3 separate regions of the Homo sapiens genome follow, and all the other regions are linked to region 1. A link is a contact called in ENCODE Hi-C or POLR2A ChIA-PET data. All regions are on one chromosome and are shown on one strand. The core of a region is the stretch at or near the end of the contact, and the rest is flanking DNA. Distances in the headings are between cores, read along the strand shown. Region 1 holds the start of DANCR (differentiation antagonizing non-protein coding RNA). Region 2 holds the start of SGCB (sarcoglycan beta). Region 3 holds the start of LNX1-AS2 (LNX1 antisense RNA 2).

Evidence for each region. Hi-C counts contacts between places; a loop is a spot of excess contacts on that map. ChIA-PET counts read pairs that join two places held with the same protein, here RNA polymerase II (POLR2A). Pooled maps may share reads with other maps.
Region 2: a map of OCI-LY7 shows a loop between it and region 1 (12-fold over the local background). The contact joins the promoter of SGCB here to the promoter of DANCR in region 1. A Hi-C loop is called at or near these places in 4 of 168 maps with a recorded cell type or tissue (B cell, CD4-positive, alpha-beta memory T cell, OCI-LY7 and 1 more), 1 of 37 single-sample maps with no recorded cell type and 21 of 50 pooled maps. POLR2A ChIA-PET finds 5 or more read pairs at or near these places in 2 of 52 experiments (WTC11 and activated naive CD4-positive, alpha-beta T cell).
Region 3: a map with no recorded cell type shows a loop between it and region 1 (3-fold over the local background). The contact joins the promoter of LNX1-AS2 here to the promoter of DANCR in region 1. A Hi-C loop is called at or near these places in 2 of 37 single-sample maps with no recorded cell type and 1 of 50 pooled maps.

The regions. Positions count from the first base shown.
Region 1 is chr4:52,710,435-52,713,959 of GRCh38, reverse strand. DANCR (differentiation antagonizing non-protein coding RNA) reads right to left here and starts at 1,566. Exons shown (of 5, transcript NR_145129.1): 1 at 1,433-1,566; 2 at 1,001-1,136; 3 at 418-466. MIR4449 (microRNA 4449) reads right to left here and starts at 1,278; the gene lies at 1,213-1,278. SNORA26 (small nucleolar RNA, H/ACA box 26) reads right to left here and starts at 711; the gene lies at 590-711. RefSeq lists an enhancer at 883-932 and silencers at 1,183-1,752, 927-1,760.
Region 2 is chr4:52,036,394-52,039,812 of GRCh38, reverse strand. It overlaps SGCB (sarcoglycan beta), which reads left to right and starts at 1,514. Exons shown (of 6, transcript NM_000232.5): 1 at 1,514-1,586. The coding sequence starts at 1,554. RefSeq lists a silencer at 1,302-1,741 and an enhancer at 1,982-2,101.
Region 3 is chr4:53,591,505-53,595,178 of GRCh38, reverse strand. LNX1-AS2 (LNX1 antisense RNA 2) reads right to left here and starts at 2,223. Exons shown (of 2, transcript NR_046827.1): 1 at 2,107-2,223. It also overlaps a transcript of LNX1 not described here. RefSeq lists an enhancer at 1,601-2,513.

The DNA.
Region 1 (3,525 bases), core at 317-2,816:
ATTTACAAGGGGGTGTAATCCACGTTTCTCATGACCTCCCCCGTGCCACCCAGAGGGCTTCGGTGTAGCAAGTCTGGTGACCTTGCTATAGCGCCTAGATAACGGTTCAGGAATGCAGCTGCAGAGTATTCAGGGTAAGGGTCAGCTGCATTGAGTTAGCGGGGGCGGAGTGGTCCTGGGGCAGCCTGTCCCTAACAGAATCCACCTCCGAGTTGTGACAATTAAATGAAAAGGTTGAAAAGGTGAACATGAAGCACCTGCTACACTGCCCTGTTGCCACCAGCATTGTCACTGCTCTAGCTCCTGTGGCACTGCACGGACACGTGGTTGCTACAAGTTAGTACGCATATTTGGCCTTATTAGAGGCACTTTCCTATTGTAACTGAAGGGATAGTTGGCTTAAGTCAATTGAAATACCAGCAACAGGACATTCCAGCTTCAATGGCTTGTGCCTGTAGTTGTCAACCTATAGAAAGAAAAGTTTTAAAATGACGTTTTAACCAAAGAAAACTGAAATGTATTGCTTGTTCTATAAACTGTAAAGAAAATCACAAAGGCGCTCAAGTTGTAACGAAACTTTTTCTGGTTCAGTTGTGACTCCAGACAGGATCCAAAGAGGAGCTTTCCAGTCTCTTCTCTGGGTTTTATGGAGACTTACTTTACCCTTCTGTGTTAGCCTCTTAAAGCACTGGGTCAACCTTAAAAGGGCACAGGAAAGGGTGCTTTGTGATTTTTTTTCTTTGATTTTTACAGGGTTCACTACTATTTTCCGCGTTGCTCTCAATACCTCGTGGATCTCTGCTTCTCTAAGTCTGAAACCACACTAGAAACACAGCTGTTTTGTTTGGTGAGCCCCTACATGGATGTTTCCTTCCAGTTAAGGGGAGCCGGATTCGGACCTTGGCGACAAACAGACGCCGGGGAACCCTCCGGTCCCACTGGCCACGTGCTCCAGGCTGACTCATTCCTTCCCCCACCCCGCTCAAGGCTAGGAACATACCTGCGCTAAGAACTGAGGCAGCTGCACTTCCGCAGACGTAAGAGACGAACTCCTGGAGCTCAAGGTCGGCTGGGGTTGGGTTCCTGTCCCGCACGCGTGGCCCGCCCGAAACCCGCTACATAGTGGCGCGTCAGCCCTGGGGAAGCAAAGCGCAAAATTGTTACGGTGCCCAGACCTGCGCCGGGAACCTCCGGCTGTTCCGCTGGGCGCGGCGCCTGTGCCTCGCGCAGCCCCGGGACGGGCACCGCCGCCCGCCCCCCGGGCCGCCGAGGGCTGCTCTACCCCTCCGTTCTGGCCGCCGGGAGCAGAGGAGCTCGAGGCGGGCAAAGCTCGTGGGGACACCGGGCGAGCCCAGCCCCTGATCGGACCCACGGGCCGGCCGGGCGCCCTCCCCGCGGGAGACCGAAAGCCGAAGACTGGAGATGCACTCACCGCGCAACTCCAGCTGACAAAGAGGCCTGCGACCTGCGACGGGCGCACAAACCAGAGAGGCGGCGCGGGGCGGGGAGGGAAGCAGGAGGGTCGCGAGGCCCGCAGCCAATCCCGGGAAGACTCTGGGCAAGGGCGGGGCGCGCAGCCGATCCCCTGGAGAGGTCGGGTAGCTCAGCCAATCCCGGGAAGATCCTGAGCGGGGCGGGGTGGAGGGCCGCGGCACGCACAGCCAATCCCGGATGGGGCGGGACGGGCCCGGCCATTGGCTGTCGGTGTCCGGGGCCGGCCTAGGTGTGGCTCATGCAGTAGCACGGGGATAAGCCATGTCTGCGCGCGGAGCATCCTTCTCTGAATTAGATTTTTCAGGCTACCTACCAATCCCCGGCGTTGGTGATTTTGGTGCTCTTGGGCCCTAGACCCTTCCTCGGGTGCCCTTCTGGAGAGGGCATCGAGGTTACTCCAGGGTTGGCCTAAGGCCCTGGGATTCCCTTTCTTAAAGCCACACTAATCCGGTGTGTGTTCATCATCTGTGTCCGCCTAAACCGTAAGCTTAAAGAGAAGCCACGACCATGTCTTGTTCAACAAGCTCACTCCCGTGGCCTCTCCTAAAGCTAGAAGGACTACCTCCTTTCCTCATGCTCCCTCTTTATTCATTTACAGAGTCCAATAAGTAGACCATAATCAGCTGGAGGGTAGGAGTTGGGGAGGTTGAGAAGGCAACCATAGCAATCTCAAGGTAACAGGCTCAAACTTGGCAAACAAATAAGTAGAAGAAAATTGGAGTATATGCTAAAAGGAGAACTTCTATTGCTGTTTCACGTACTTACCATCTGCTAACAAATCTAATCCTCAAAATATATTTAATCATCTCCAAATTATAGATGGGGAAATAATTATGTTATGTAACTTGCCCAAAGTCACAGAGCAGCTAGCCAGTGGTAGATCCAGGATTTGAACTCAAGCAGCCTGAAGGCAGAGCCCCTCAAACAACATGCTACCTAGCCTTTCCCCAGGTGTTGGGGGTGGAGCAGGAAGGGAAACCAAAAAATAGCCTACACTTGGTTAACAGATCAAGACAGGCAGCTCTGGTGGGGTGTGGCTTTGTAAACAGAAAGAACAACTCGTCCAGAGCCCCAAGATAAAACAGGAAAGGGCTTTACCTGTTTAAGGACTCCCAGAAATGGAACTTAAGGAGCAGAGTGGCCTGAGATGAGAATGGCTTGGGGCCAGACCATGCAGGAAACCCTGGAAGAGTTTTTTTGTTTTGTTTTGTTTTTGAGATGGAGTCTCGCTCTGTTGCCCAGACTGGAGTATAGTGGCACGATCTTGGCTCACTGCAGCCTCCACCTCCCAAGTTCAAACTATTCTCGTCTCGGCCTCCCGGGTAGTTGGGATTACAGGCATGCACCACCATGCCTGGTTAATTTTTGTATTTGTGAAAGAGTTTATACTTTGTGCTAAGAATGATGGAAAGCTGTTCAAGTGTTTTGTTTGTTTGTTGTGTGTGTGTGTGTGTGTTTTAACAGGGGAATGATAGGATCTGATGTAGGGTGTGGTTTCGGGTGTGATTAAGGTGGTTTTGGTGGGAAGAAGAAGTTGAGTAAAATTTACCAATAAACCCTAGCACCTAGTCATCATCTTGCAGATATTCATAGGATCTTGTTGAAATTGGAGAGTGAATACCAGTTTGTTGTCCCTTCACCTTTCTCAAGAGTCTTCCAAACATATCTCTAGTTGGAATCTGTTCTTTTTATAGTCCCTTTGGATAGCTGAGAGATATTACCTTTCCTTTAACTATGGCAATGCATGTGGTCAGGCAACATGGGAAAATATAGGAAAAGAGAAGTAAATCTCCTTAGTAAAGAGACTAATGCAGGAATTCAGCAGCAACCTAGCAGGGGCTGGGGGTAGTTGTGCAGAATGTCTTCCCTCCTCCCCAAATCAGGGGATAAAAATGGGAAGGAATTATGAAAGAATTATATTTGTGTTTGATTTAAGAGAAATTCACCTTAATCTGAAGGCTTCACATTTCTGGCCAAATACCTCAATTCAATGAACTTACAAACAGTTCATTCGAAATAGTAAAACTGTTC
Region 2 (3,419 bases), core at 265-2,764, 670 kb after region 1:
GAGCATTTGGTTTCAGGAAAATTGGCTACCAGGTATCTCACCACCTAAGTGGGAGGGAGGTTGGCAAAATCAAGTCAGGGCTTAGAAATTGGGATACTGGGCAGATTTCTAAGATATCTATTAAGTTTAATTACTGTGCTAGACATTGGAGATTAAACGATGAGTAAGACACCTACCTTCCAGATAGAACACACCATCTTTTGAATGAAATCAGCAGGTAGACAAGATAAAAATACAATGCAATCTGAAGTGCTAGAAAAGGCTAGGCACACAGTTAAGGAACAGATCTGTGGGAGCCTCTGAAGCCTTTAGAGAAAATATGACGTTTGAATAGAATAGTTCTTGAAGGATGAATAAGAGTGCGCGTGCCAGGGAAGAAGAACTTTCCCAGCAGAGAGAAAAACGCAAAGCTTAGGAATTAAGGACTAGAAGATAGGAACTCAGAATCAGTTAAAAGCCCAGTTGTGCAAATTGATCAATGAGACCACAGGCAGAATATTAACACAGAGCCTTACTGCTGACTCCTGCATCATTGGGCTTTAACTTAGAATTTTCCTGCCTAAAATGCATGTTTGTCCCACAGACTCAGAGAGGAGTGAGTCTAGAGATATGAGTCAAGTGGTTCCAGCATTTAGGAAAAAAGAAATGCAGAGAGACTGATGACCAGCTAGGTACTGACTCCCACTGAATTAGACAGTACTAGGGCCCAAAGGTGCTTATTAGAAGTGATTCAGCTACATGAGGAACAGTTGCTATTGACTTCACTGCATTTTTTTTCAGCTAAAATAATTATTGGATTATATCTACAACAGGGAACAATGAATGTCTACTCAAGTAACTCGTACATTTGAGTGGCTTCCCGGTGTTCAGTAAATGTCCGTTCAATTAGGTTCCCGAGGATATACATGGTAACACTATCTCCAACACTAAATGAAAAATCCATCCCCAGTATCGCAGGATAAAAACATCAGACTTCATAGGCCTCCGAAGTCAAGCAGCCCGAAGGATTCAACGTCCTCCTTGAGGACTCTCAGTCTTCAAGACTCCAGCCACCTAAGTGACCACTCGTTCACTTCTGCCCACGCAGTCACCACGCCGGTCCGCGTCCACTTGTGGTCTCGATATCGGCCCCTCCCACCCTAGCCAAGGAGACCTTGGTCCGAGAAACAAAGAGAGCCTCACAGCTCCGGATGGCACCGATCTTTCAGCGATGGGGAACAAAGGGGAAGGGGAGAAGCGTCCTCGATTTTTGAGGGTGCCCTTTCTGAGGAATCTGCAGGCGGCCCGGGGTGGAGCGGAATCCCCATAGGCCCCTTCTGGCCCCTGTGCAATACAACGCGCCCCAGGCCAAGGTCCTAGGTGCAGGGGCCGCCGCAGAGCCTGAGCCCGCAGGGCTGGGATGCGGGTCGTCAGGGATGCGGGCTGGGGAGGGGAGGGTGTGAGCAGCGGGTGCCCCCAGTCCCCGCCAGGGCGCAAGCGCAGGCGCGCAGGGTGCGGTCGCGGAGGGGCGGGCACAGTCGGGCGGGGAGCTCGGCGGCGGCGGGCGCGGGAAGATGGCGGCAGCGGCGGCGGCGGCTGCAGAACAGGTCTGTGAGTACCGCCGCGGCCGCGGGCTGGAGGAGCGGGGGAGGCCGCGTCCTGCCGGCTGGGCCCGCGGGAGCCCTGGCCGGGGGTGCGGGGGGCGCGGGCCGCAGGGTCTGGGTTCGGCGGGGCCGATCGGGGCGGGGCGGGGCGGGAGGAGCTGTGCCCCGCCGAGGATGCTGGCACAAGCTAGGGACCAGGAGCCAGGGGCGGCCTCGGGCTCGGCCCGGCCTGGCTGATCCTCGGAGGGGGTGAGGAGGGGTCTCCTTCCGGAGAGCCTGGGAGGCGGTCGAGCCAGCCTGGAAGCCTGCGCTGGGACGTGCCAGGGACGTACCCCGTTCAGCCGCCAGCAGAGATTTGGATAAAAATAACCGCAGCCCCAGCGAGAAGGCTCCTCTTACAAGAAACGGGTCAGCTGTTGCCCCGGTGTCAGCTTGCCATCTTTGTTTTTTGTTTCTGCCATCTCCAATATGCAGACATCCCAGATTTCCCCTCACGCTTTGGTTTTTGAAGATTTAGTCACCAGTCTAAAACTATCTCCTGTTCACTTTTAAAAATGATTTATCCAAGATTTCCTGACCTGCATTGTAAACTTGTAACTTAGAATGGTTTAAAAGGCTCCTCATCCCCCCAAAATCTAGTTATACGTATGCATACATGTACATGCATATGTGTGTGTGTTAATATATACATACACGTAATCGCTAGGGTGATTTATTGTAATACAGATAATTTTCAGTAACTTTCCCCCTTACCTAACTTACTTTTCCTTTGAACAATTATAGTAGTTTCTCTTTAAAAAGTCTCATTCTAAAACATTGTTGAAAAAAATGAGTCAAGTTTTGACCTTTGGAACGATTTTCTTAGATAATTAACTTTTTAGAGACCTATTAGATATATGTCACTGGAGGGCTCATTCTGAAGATAAAAGACGTAAAATCTCTCTTCAAGGAGCTTAAAGTCATACAGCCAAATACATGCAGAAAAAATCAGCTAAAGACAATAGGCAGGCTGCAGATTTGTAACAGTAAAATAAAACATAGAGGAATGAGTGAAACTGAAAGGAGACAAAACTTCTTGGAGTTGGTATTTAAATTGTGCCTTGGCTTTCCTCATTTCCCGCCTAAGTTATCAGCTTCTGTTTCAGATGATTGTTTTTCCATCTGGTTCTATTTTTGCTTTACACATAAGTGGGGCAGTCTGATCCGTTACTCAGTCTCCACTTCAAATTTACGCATTACGTCTCCAGCCCTGAACTTAACTGAATTTTCCATAGGCACCTCAAACTCAAAAATGTTCAAAACTGGACTCTGTCATACTTACTATTAAAAAGGCTACAACCATCCATTCACTTGTTTAACCTAGCCAGAAACTTAGGACCAAGGCCATTTTAAGGGAGCTGAGAAGGACCTGCACTTGGTTTAATGTTCTGCTGTCCTGGGCTTGAGATTTAAACAGTGAGCCCCACATTTTCTTTTCCCCCTGGGCCCCACAAATTATATAGCCAGTCCTATTTGGGAGTCATCTTCGACCCCTTTGTGCCACACTCATATCCAAACAATCACGAGATCCTGACAGTTCTACCTCTTAACACCTTTCCCCAGACTTCAGCTTCAAAGTCAAACCTCAGTCAGTACCTCATTGGGACTCTTAGAGAAACCTGCTGTTGATATCTTCACTTCTAGGCTCTTCAGTTCCAGTTCATCTCTTTTTGGAGTGATTTTACTACAATGCAAATCTGATTGTATAGGAAACCTATTTTAACTCTTCAGTAGTTCCCCTTTGCCTTCAGGATAAAGTCCATTGTTCTTGTCATGGTATTTATGTTGCTTACTGGC
Region 3 (3,674 bases), core at 974-3,473, 880 kb before region 1:
TGTCTGGAATGATCTGTGCCCTCTCACCACCTCTCCAAATCGTTCAAGGCCCAATTCATGTTCCTTTCTTCATGAAATATTCCCCAATGGCACCAGCCAACACCAATATTTTTGCTTCCTGATCAGCCCTCTTCTCTGTCTCACTTACTGTCCAACTAGAGATAGAAAAGGGGACCAAGTGGCTCGCACCTGTAATCCCAGCACTTTGGGAGGCCGAGGTGGGAGGATCACTTGAGGTCAGGAGTTTGAGAACAGCCTGGGCACCATAGTGAGACCTCATCTCTAGAAAAAATTTAAAAACTAGCAGGGCATGGTGGCACGTGCCTGTGGTCCCAGCTACTTGGGAGGCTGAGGTGGGAGGATCACTTGAGCCCAGGAGGTTGGGGCTGCAGTGAGCCATGATGGCACCACTGCACTATAGCTTGGATGACAAAGGGAGAGTTGTCTCTAAAAAAAAAAATTAAAAAAGAAAGAAAGAAAAGAAAGTAAGAAAGTAAAAGAAAAGGGTTTGATCTTGGGGGGTAAAACCAACTGCTAGTGTGCCTGGAGTAATATCTTCAAGATTCCAAAGTTCCTTCTGAGTTGAAAAGTGTCATGGTCTTTAGCAATGACAGTGAGAATGGTATGGGAGGGGGGAATGGAGCACTATATGTCCAGGATTTGCCAAGCCTAGTCTAAACCATTCTTCCTGGTAGTGGTTTATAATGAAACTTAATTTTTCATTGTCTCATATTTTCCAAATGTATGCAGTTCCATGTTCTTATGGCCACTCGGATTAAATTTTCAGATTTTAAAGTGATAGGCCGCAGAAGTTACAGAGAAAAATGACCATAAAAGATGTCATAGAGAGTTACAACTGGTCATTCTTGAGGGGTCCCTCAAGCTGGCCTTCCATCTTGGGGTTGATTTGATAAGCTCTCAAAAGATGATTTCAAGTGTGCACCCAGGGGCGATGGATTTCCTGGTATGATTTCTCATAAATATATGCATGAATTTATGAATATATACATATTTATATATACATATATATATATATATTATACACACACTTTCAGCATATAGACCAGATTACTAATTAATTTCCAAATGGAGACATCCTTTATCAGAAACTACCCTCCCCAGGGCTACTTCTACAGGTTTCTACTTCTCCTTCTGAATAATGGGTAAGAAGCTGAATGTGTCCAGGAAGTGTCCCAGTGAGCATGAAATCAGAACCTTCCCTCTTTTCTTTCCAGTGGTTAAAAAGTGGGCCTTGATTAAAAACTGCTCTGCCGCTTGCCGATGAGCTTGTCCTTAGGCAGTTTCTCAGATTCACTATGTCTTGGTTTTCCCAGCTGTAGAATGCAAATAGCAATGATACCTGACACAGGGTTCTTGTATAAAGTGCTCAGAACAATAAGTAGCACCTGTTAAACACAATGTTCATTTTTATGATTACATTTTTTTCTAGTAGTTTAGAAATATAATTTCCATGATAATGTAACAGCCCTAATGGCCCAAAAAAAAAGCCCATATTATTTTTTTTAACCCCTGCATATTATTCGAAATCCAGGAGTACCAAGAAAGATCTCACCTGAGAAGGCTAATTGTGTAGTTTTTTCTCTTCCTTTATACACTATACCTGGGAGTTAGCTCCACTCCTGGATTAACTCTTATTTCTCTATTTTCTTTCTGTTTTACAACAATTCATCACACCACATATGTAGATGACTGTGTGTATGTGAACATGGCAAGTGAAACCTCACGATCTCCAGGCTGTTCGGTGAAGCTTTATGCGAATTCATTTCACCTACACCCTTCCCCTGCCCACCCAAGGCCTTGAACCGAAGCCTGTGATCCCCTCCCAAGTTGGATCCTGCCCTTCGCCAAAGGCAAGACCGCTGAAGGCGTGGCCTTCTAGATGATTCATCAGGTTGGCGGGCTCTCCCTCCCCTCCCCCTTGCCCAGGGGACACCCTGTCCGCGTGAAGAGGGGGGCCTTTGTGTGAGTGATGTTTCTCAATTATCAAACTAGTGGCGTGAAACCTTTTCCTGAAACACCTGAGTGTAAAAGGTTTTGTTACCTCCCTTTTTTTCTTTTAAATAATAAAGGAATAGCCACACCTACCTTAGTTTCTATTGGATAAAAAGGTGAATAGTTTTGTTGTGGTGGTTGTTGTTGTTTTAAGCCTTCAACTCTCAAAAGGCACAGAGTTCCCAGGTGCAAAGAGGTAGCTTAGACCTGTCTGGGGCGGATCGGGGACAGGAGCCAGCTCCCCTGAGGTCGAGCACCAGAGCCGGCCCCCAGACCCCGCCCTCGACTACAATTTCTCTTCCTTCTCCTCCCCCTTGCTTTGCGAGCTATTGACTGACTGCAGCCAGCTGAGGCCCAGGCTGTGGGAATCCGGACTTCCTTTTCTTCCCTCTCCCATTTTTCCTTCTTCCTCCACCCTCCCCCAAACCAAACCCCAAAACCTCTAGGTAGTCCAATATTAAAACCGGTGGAACAAAAGCATTCCCAAAATCAGGAGGAGGGAAAGAAGAAGACGAGGGAGGCAAAAGTAGGAGGAAAATAGGAATGTCAACATTTATTTTCCTGAAGGGGAAAAAAAATTCTCTCTGGGCAGGCAGGCCATCTTCCGGGACGGGGAATCCACAGTTTCCTCAGGTAATGAGTTCCAGGGATGCTGGATGCAGGTGGTAAAAATACGCAGCGTTTCAATGGGATGATGGGAGATGTTTACAGCCCTCCTGGGAAGATGCCAGAGAGTTTAACAGTCCTGGGATACCTCCCAGCTGCCTGCTCTGGTGCTGGATGAGTTTACGCCTCCTTTCCTGCTGGAAAAGGTGAAGCAACCAGTGACTTGTCCAGGGTCACACACCACGCTTGGGACAGAAATAACTCTGACGTCTCTTTCCTGGCTATATCAGCAGACAACATCGCCTAATGACAGTACTACCATTCCAATCTGAATCATTTAAATTGCTCCTAATTGCAGGCCTGCAGTGCACTGTAACTGCCGTATGACTCTAACTGCCAAGCCAGCCGAGATAGGAATGACTGAAGTTTTGCAAATTCCTGAATATGGAATTAAAAATGCTGGGCGGGGGAGGGGGTAGCGCAAAAGTGTTTGAAAACCACTTTGAAACTGCTGACAGGTATCCTATTTCAAATTGTTTAAAAGATGAATTGGAAATGTCAACTTAAATTTGTCATTTTATTGGAATTAGAGAAACACTTGGTGTTCAAATGGATGCGGTTCGAAAAGGCACCTCAGATATTTCTAAGAAGTTCGGCTTCACACTCTTCCTTTTTGTGTCTGCTAAATTACTGTCTCATTTTGGTGTTTAAACTTCCCTTTTAACTCCTTTGTGGGCAGATATGGGGAAAGGGGAGGGCCTGGGAAACAACCAGGCATTTGACTTCAGATCTGAACACGGGGCTGGACACGTGCTGTGCTCAGGAAAGAAAGTAAATTCCACCTGGCAAATTGCTCTAACTGATTTATTTGTCCACAAAGAGACGCCACCTACCTGCTTGCAGGTATTCAGGTAAATGACAGGTGGGCGGGGCCTCCTGACTCTTTCAATCCCTAAGGTCTCAGCAATGCTTTATCTGTCGGGGCTTCCGTGATGTCACCCATTTCCTGGTCTGGAGCGACCAATGCCGTCCTCCTTCCTCCAGGCACCTGTTCA